Regions from separate parts of the Homo sapiens genome. Here region 2 is linked to region 1. The links are chromatin contacts, found by Hi-C in ENCODE. All regions are on one chromosome and are shown on one strand. Each heading gives the region's core, a stretch centred on a gene start or an enhancer-like site at or near the end of the contact. The rest is flanking DNA. Distances are from core to core; before and after follow the strand shown. Region 1 holds the start of UBE2G2 (ubiquitin conjugating enzyme E2 G2). Region 2 holds the start of DIP2A (disco interacting protein 2 homolog A).

Region 1 (3,745 bases), core at 622-3,121:
ATGGATAAAATTATGAAAACATCAAGCATATGTTGCAGTGAACATCACGGCATTGACAGTAATGCTTTATTGCCCACATCTCCCATAACTGGAAAAGGGGAGCTGCTCTCCTTTAGGAGCACTGGACAGACTGCCTTGGGGTGTGGGGTGCTGTCTGATTAGAGAGAGAGCAGCTCTTGAATGGGGGAGGAAACACCTCCACTGTGACTTTTTGCACATTGCATTTGCACAAATTACTCTCTGAAACAGTCTCAAAGGACCATGTCATTTTATAAAGCACTGTGGTCATTTGAAAAGATGGAGGTAGACTGAAATTTTGAATTTTGGGGAATTTTCCTACACTATGCATACTTGTGAAGTTTGTATTGTTAAATTTCATTTGATTTGACAAATCCGTGTTAAGAGTATACGATGTCCAGGTACAGAGGCTGCCCCAGAAACAAGACAGAAGTAGGCAGGGACCCATGGCTCTCATGGAACACGCTTTTGGTTAGAGGCAACAGATAAGGGTAATACATTTATAGCATGCCAGTAAGTTCTATAGTACGGTGTGTTGAGTAGGTGTTGCAGAGAAAAAGGTATGCGGTGAAGGCCGGGTGGTGACGGCCTAGGCCACACTGAAGAGGCAACATTTGAGCAAAGACTGAAAGAGCAGGTGGGAAGAGTCGGGGACAAGAGCCGCCAGAAAGTGTTTCCGGGGAGGGAAGAGTCAGGGACTCTGAACCAGGCCAGGGCAGCTGGAGTGGAGTGAGAGGGAGGGAGGGTCTGGGAGTATGGCGGGGTGACCGGAGGCAGAGCAAAGCACTGCAGGACTTCAGCTTTACTGAGTGAAATGGGCGGAGCAGAGTGTGAATGTGATCAGACTTCTTTTCAAGGGATCATCTGCAATGCTGGAAAGGAAAAGACAAATGATAGATTATTGCAACAAACAGCCAGGCAAGAGATGCAAACTTTTTTTGCAAAGGTGTGTGTGTATATACATCCTTGCACCGGACAGCCACGAAGCACCTACTGTGCTGTGAAGTCAGTAAGGATGTGGGTTAAAATCGCTCACCTCACAGCGGGTCAATCGGGAAAGCACACCCACTCACTACAGCCATTATGGGAAAAAGGGCTCGCCCCTTACAGGATCCTCAACTGTGGAGAGGCCGGGAGCCCACGCGGGGCGCTGGGGAGTCTCTCAGCACCCCAGGGGTTCGGGCAGGGACCTGAGCCGCGCCCTCTCTCCCGGGGGTGCCCTGGGGTCGAGGCTGCTCGGCAGAGCCGGCGGTCAGTTCGAGCCGCGGGCCCGAACAGGGCTCTCCCCGCGGCTCTCTCCCTCGGAGTAGAAGGTGCTGGACCCGAACTCCAGCGGAGCCGCACAACACGTGGAGGAAAAGCGCCAGGACAGCTAACCTTCCCACCTTTTCAAACCTGAAACCCGGCCGGCTGGGGACGGTTGGAATGTTCAGTGCGTACCCGCACCTCAGGCCCCTTGTCTCCAGCCCCAGACCGCCCCGCGACCATCCTCCCCACCCCCCGACCTCTTATCTCGTCCCCGCCCTGTCTCCCCAACCTCCATCCTCCCCTCCACAACCCCCGTCCTCCCGCCCTTCGGCCACGCGCGGCTGGCACAGAACAGGCAGTTAGCGCACACACACTGGAACAGGCGCCACCGTTCAGGAAGTCTCTACAAGACCAGGACCCTGAGGCCTCTGGAAGTGCCGGGACCGAACCAACCCCGCAGAGCGACTAAGGCGAGGGCAGGAGCCAAGAGAATCGTAGCCGCGGTCGCGGGTTGAGCTCCCACCACCCGGACAGCGCGCCTCGGCGATCGCGCACGCGCCACGCCCCGGAAGAGTTCCTGGGCCCGCGACGGTGGCCCGGAAGCAGTCCCCGGTGTCGGGGCAGGAGGCACGCGCGCGGCTGAGGCGAGGTCGCTCGGCGCAGCTGTTGCGGGGCCATGGCGGGGACCGCGCTCAAGAGGCTGATGGCCGAGTACAAACGTGAGTCTGGGGACCCGGGCCGTCAGCAGCGTCCCGCGTTCCTGCTCCCGGGCCCGCGTCGTCCGGCGGGGCTGGGGCAGGGAGCCTGGCGGGGGAGCCGGGCCCGGGGCCTCCACCGTGAGCCCCCCTGTGGGTCCCGCGGAGTGCCGCGCCCTGCGCCCGCTGCCCACTCTCACGCGTGAAGTCGTGAAGAGAAGCCTTCCCAGCATCAGTAAAGGCAGCGCCGGCGCCGTGTTAGTTGAGAGCACACACAGTTGAGTCTTTGCGGGCTTGTTTTTTTCTCTTCTATTTTTTCTTTTCTTGGCAGCCTTGAGAACGTGCAGTGAGAGCTTGAGGAAGAAGGCCTGACTTGCTGCTGCGGAATTAGGAGGGAAAAGTGTATGCGTTAAAAGGGGAAAGGCTCGTTGGTGGAGCTTTGAAAGGTCAGATTTTGGCTTTCCCTCTAATGAAGGAAAAGGGTTTTTGAACAGTGCCACCTGTCACTCCTCCTAGGTAGTGTTGAGGAAACCTCTTGAGTGCTTTCCTACCCGGTAAATTAGATATTTCTAATGTCTGAGGAGAGCGAAGGGAGAAATGAGAACCTAGGAACACTCGGCATTCCATCGTTTTACACCGAATGCCCGCTTGGAAGAACTGCTGCGAGAAGTCTTGGAATACCATTGTGTTGAAAGCGCCAGGAGCCTGAGTCGCCGATGGAGACGAGATAGTAGCCGGCTAAGAGCAGGGCCTGAGTTCAGACCCGGCCTCTCTGCTTGTTAGCTCTTTGACCTTGTTCCTCTCTCTGTCTCTGCAGTTTCCTTGTCTTAAAAGGTTAAACTTGATACTGCAGGTGAAGTGCTTAGCAAAATACCTGATGTGTAACCCTTAATAAAGTTAGCTGCTGCTTTTGTAATTAGATTGAGGATAATTTTGGAAGAAAGTTAAGCTAAAAGAATGAATGTGAGAAAAAAAATAAGTGGTGAATATACATGTAGCTTGATTTCGTAAAACTATTGGTGACACCGCCCAGTAAGAGTTGATGTTTGGCTTAAGCAGACCAAAACGTTGCAAATACAGGCTCACTCACGTATGGTCATTCTTCCCTTGGTATCTGGAGGGGATTGGTTCCAGGCCCCGCTGCAGATACCAGAATCCTCGGATGCTCAAGTCCCTACTATAAGGTGGCGTGGTATTTGCATTTAATGTATGCATAGCCTCTCATAACTTTTAAATCATCTCAAGGTTACTTATAGTACCTAATGCAATGTAAGTGCTGCACAAATAGTTACACTGATTTTTTTTACTTGTATTTTTAAATCGTCATTTTTTATTGTTATTTTTTTCAAATATTTTGTATTCCTGGTTGGTCGAATCCATGGATATGCAGCCGCAGATACACAGGGCCTCCTGTAAACGTTCAAATAACGCTCGCCACCTAGTGTCTGCTAAAGCAGAACATAAAGGCACACCTCAGTTTCCCGCGCGCTTTGCTTTATTGAGCTTCACTTCGCAGATCTTGCATTTTTTACAAGTTTACAAGTTTTTTACAAGCAACCCTGCATGGAAGCAAGTCTGTTGGCACCATTTTTGCTCGCTTCGTGTCTCTCTCTTACATTTTAATCTATTACTGTGATCTATGATCAGTAATCTTTGATGTTACTATTGTAATTATTTTGGGGCATCACAAACTATGCCCATAAAAGATGGTAGTCCTAATAAATGTTGTGTGTGCTTCACTGACTGGCTGTTTCCCCATCTCTCTCCCGGCCTCTCTCTTCCCT
Region 2 (3,745 bases), core at 490-2,989, 1.7 Mb before region 1:
TTATATGTAAAACAAGATCACAACAGCATCTACCTCCCTAAGGTTGGCAAGGATTAAATGACTTACTGTATGCTAGTGCATATTATTTAGATGTTTTGAGAAATAACTACCCCAGACCCAGCAAAATCTTATCAATCTGAAACTTAAATTAAGGATAATAAGATTATTTAAAAAATGGATTCTAAAAGCTGAAAATGCATTTAGATCTCAAAAACAGAGTAAGAATCAATTACATGCTTTTCTTCAAGGACTGCAAGTCCTTTCTGACACTGGAGAAGAACTTAACTCTTTCCCAAAGACAGCCAAAAGGAATATCAGGACACAGGCCTTGAAAGGGATAACATCCAAATGGGAAATGCCACCCACCACCTCTGAAGCCAGATTACTCCAGTCTATTTTTATCAACCAACCATTTATACGACTTTTTTTTTTTACTTTAAAAAATTCCATGAGGGGGCTAACAACTCCTAAGTGTTATGTGCTTTGCATATATTAAGGTATTTTAGCCTCATAACAATCCAAAATGGAAAGTGCTGGTATAACCCCACTTTATAGATAATAAAATGAGGCACAGGGTGCAGCTCCTAGAGTATGAGGCGCGCGGCAAGGGCTCCCAGCTCCAAGGGAAGTAGCTGCCTGCGGACAACGGGCGCAGTCATCCTGGTGAAGCCCAGACCAAGCCCAGACCTACAGCCTTGAGAAAAGCGGGGCTCACAGCTTGGGGCAAAAGTGGTCATTCCTCTCAAGATTCTCACACCTGTCCAAACGACCTAGTCAAAGCCAGTCCTTGGGGTCGGATCCCATTGGGGGAGCAGCTGGGGATAGGGAAAGGTCTCCAGAAGTTTGGCAGGCGTCCCGGGGTGAGGAGTAAGGGTCCCAGGTGTGAAGGGCCTGGGGGGAGGAGTCCTTGTATGGGGGAGGGGTCCTTGTATGAGAGGCGGGGCAGTGGTCCCTGGTTTGAGGGGCCGCGCGGGTGTCCCGGGGCTGAGGGTCGGGAGTCCGGAGGGGCAGCGCGGGGCTCCCAGGGTGAAGGGCGGGGTCCCCGGGGTGAGGGGCCGCGCGGGGTTCCGGGGGTGAGGGGCAGGAGGTCCCGGGGGTGAGGGGCGGGAGTTCCCGGGGGTAAGGGGCCGGGGTCTCGGGGCGAGGGGTCGTGCTGGGGTCCCACATGAGGGGCGGGGTCCTAGGGTTGAGGAACGGTGTCTCCGGGGCGAGGGGCGGGTTCCAGGGTAGAGGAACCGGGGTCCCGTTGAGGGGCAGAGGTCCCAGGGGCGAGGCCGCGTGGGGGTCCCGGGGGTGAAGGGCGGGGGTCCTGGAGTGAGGGGCCGCGCGGGGGTCCCGGAGTGAGGGGCTGCGCGGGGGACCGGGCTGAGGGCGGGTCGCGGGGGTTGAGGGCGGGGTCCGGCTCACCTTCCGACAGCTCCAGCTCCAGCTCAGCCAGGCTCTCCCGCACCTCGGCAGGCAGCGGCGCCGCCTCCAGCGGGCACCCGCGGTCAGCCATGGCCAGGCCGGCTAGCGTCCGGGCAGAGGCTGGAACCGGACCGGGCCTGGCGGCGGCAGCGCAAACCTCGGCTACGTAGCTCCCCTCAGGCCAACAACCTACATCCGCCAGGCGAGGAGCGGGAGGCGGCGGGACAGGGGCGCGGCCAGGACAGCAACGCACCCGCGCGGGCACGAGCGCGGATGGCTCCGCCGCGCCGCCGCTGCCCCGCGCGCTCCTGAGCGCCCGGCCGGCCCTACACGGGAGCGCGTGCGCGGCGGGAAGGGCGGGTAGCGAGCGCGCGTGCGCAGTGGGTCTCGGGCCCGCGCAGCCCTCCCGGCCCCGCCCAGCAACACCAGAGCCTCGCTTCCATTGGCCCCGAAGACGCGTCGATGCCGCTCCGGGCTCCCATTGGGAGAGGCGGGAGAGCGCCGCTCCCGACAGGCTCTGCGCTGGGCCTGCTTGAGGGTGGCGGGCTTGAGGCGGGCAGGCTGCTTAGTTGCGGCCCGAGGCGCCTAAGTGGGGATGACCAACCCGTGGGCGTTGGCGCTGACCCCTAGGCGCCGCTGGTGGCCCCGCGCGCGGCCCTCCGGCCAGCCCCGCCCCTCTCGGGGCTCCTCCTTGGTCCCCGCGCCATGGCGCGTCCGCGTTGACCGCTGTCTTCCCTTTCGGGCTGTGCTGATCGCGAACGCTGCGCAGTCCGTGGTGGCGTCGAGGCACCTTTCTCGTGCCTTTACCTGTGTTCACTCCTTTGCTTTAAAAAACAGCCCTAGAAGTACACATCGTTGGCCCCGAAGGAGCCCCAGCAGCCATGTCGGACCGCGAGGTGACCTTGGAGGGCGGGAGGACGGACGAGGGGCCTGGCGGAGCTAGACTGAGAGGGCGCCGCCGGCGTCCTGAAGGCCCTGCTCCCCGAATGTGTGGGAGTGTGTCTGACGGTGCGAGGGTGGCTGTGGCGGGGCCTGAGCAGCGTGTCCGTGTCCCGATGCCGCCCGCCTGTTACTGAGTTAGGCAGGAGTGCCCGAGTCTGGCGAACTTCAGCAGTTCTCGTTCCAGAGCTCCACACGAGGTTGGCCAAAGCTTTGCGGGACTTACATACCCTTCTTCCTCCGCCCAGTCCTGCTTCCTTCCCCTTCCTTTCACGGGTGTTGATACCATGTCAACATCCTCGTACCCCAAACTCAGTCGCAGCGTCTGCTTCTGGAGAAACCATTCTGCAGCATTAAAGCTGGTGAGAAGATGGGATTCGAGGCTGCATCACTCACCAGTGGTGAAGTAGGAGGGTGAACTAGTGAAATGGAATCCACGAGTGGGTGAAGTATCAGACATTTCATATATGGTGAACGTAGTAGATAAAAGGAAGGAAAGGGGGATTGGATAGCTATTGCTTAGTGCCAACCGAGACTCTTAAGAATAGTGGTCAGCTGAAGGCAAGCAACAAACAGTTGTAAGCCAGTGAATCTGTCCCGTTACATATAGAGAAGCTTCATTTACTGCAGCAGGTCAAAGACAAGAACCAGGCCCAGGAATTAACATCCCTGTTTGACTGAACTCCAAAAATAGCAAAACACCCAAACAAGGCAATACTCTTCCACTAAGTTTGGATCCCTGCTAAGAAAAGATGAGGCTGGGCACAGTGGCTCACACCTGTAATCCCAGCACTTTGGGAGGCCAAGGCGGGAAGATTGCTTGAGTTCAGGAGTTCAAGACCAGCTTGGGCAACATGACAAAACCCCATCTCTACTGAAAACACAAAAAATTAGCCGGGCATGGTGGCCACGGCTGTGGTCCCAGCTGCTTGGGAGGCTAAGGTGGGTGGATCACCTGAGCCCTGGAAGTCAGGGCTGTAGTGAGCTGTGACTGCACTCCAGCCTGGGCAACAGGAGTGAGACTCTGTCTTTTAAAAAAAAAAAAGAAAGAAAAGAAAAGCCCGTCATACATGGGTTGGAGATACCTGGGTAGATGCCTTCAAAGGTTTTGACTCCCCAAACTGCCTTAAACCTTTTTTTCGTAGACAGTGTCTCACTCTGTTGCCCAGGCTGGAGTGCAGTTGCTGGATCATGGCCCACTGTAGCCTCAACTTCCTGGGCTCAAACGATCCTCCCACCTGAGCCTCCTAAGTAACTGGGACTACAGGTATGTGTCACCACACCTGGATACATTTTTTATTACTTGTAGAGGCAAGGTCTTGCTATGTTGCCCGGGCTTGTCTCAAACTTCTAGGCTCCAGTGAGCCATCACACCTGGCCTGCCTTGAACCTGAAGCCT

Evidence for each region. Hi-C counts contacts between places; a loop is a spot of excess contacts on that map. Pooled maps may share reads with other maps.
Region 2: a pooled map shows a loop between it and region 1 (4-fold over the local background). The contact joins the promoter of DIP2A here to the promoter of UBE2G2 in region 1. A Hi-C loop is called at or near these places in 2 of 37 single-sample maps with no recorded cell type and 10 of 50 pooled maps.

What each region holds. Positions count from the first base shown.
Region 1 is chr21:44,799,946-44,803,690 of GRCh38, reverse strand. It overlaps UBE2G2 (ubiquitin conjugating enzyme E2 G2), which reads left to right and starts at 1,871. Exons shown (of 6, transcript NM_003343.6): 1 at 1,871-1,985. The coding sequence starts at 1,943. It overlaps LINC01424 (long intergenic non-protein coding RNA 1424), which reads right to left and starts at 1,450. Exons shown (of 2, transcript NR_109928.1): 1 at 1,055-1,450. RefSeq lists silencers at 1,253-1,302, 1,803-2,022, 2,083-2,142 and an enhancer at 1,690-2,645.
Region 2 is chr21:46,456,885-46,460,629 of GRCh38, reverse strand. It overlaps DIP2A (disco interacting protein 2 homolog A), which reads right to left and starts at 1,739. Exons shown (of 38, transcript NM_015151.4): 1 at 1,408-1,739. The coding sequence starts at 1,498. It overlaps LOC124905046 (a long non-coding RNA gene), which reads left to right and starts at 1,917. Exons shown (of 2, transcript XR_007067915.1): 1 at 1,917-2,303. RefSeq lists enhancers at 546-615, 2,386-2,525 and silencers at 1,336-1,405, 1,596-2,145.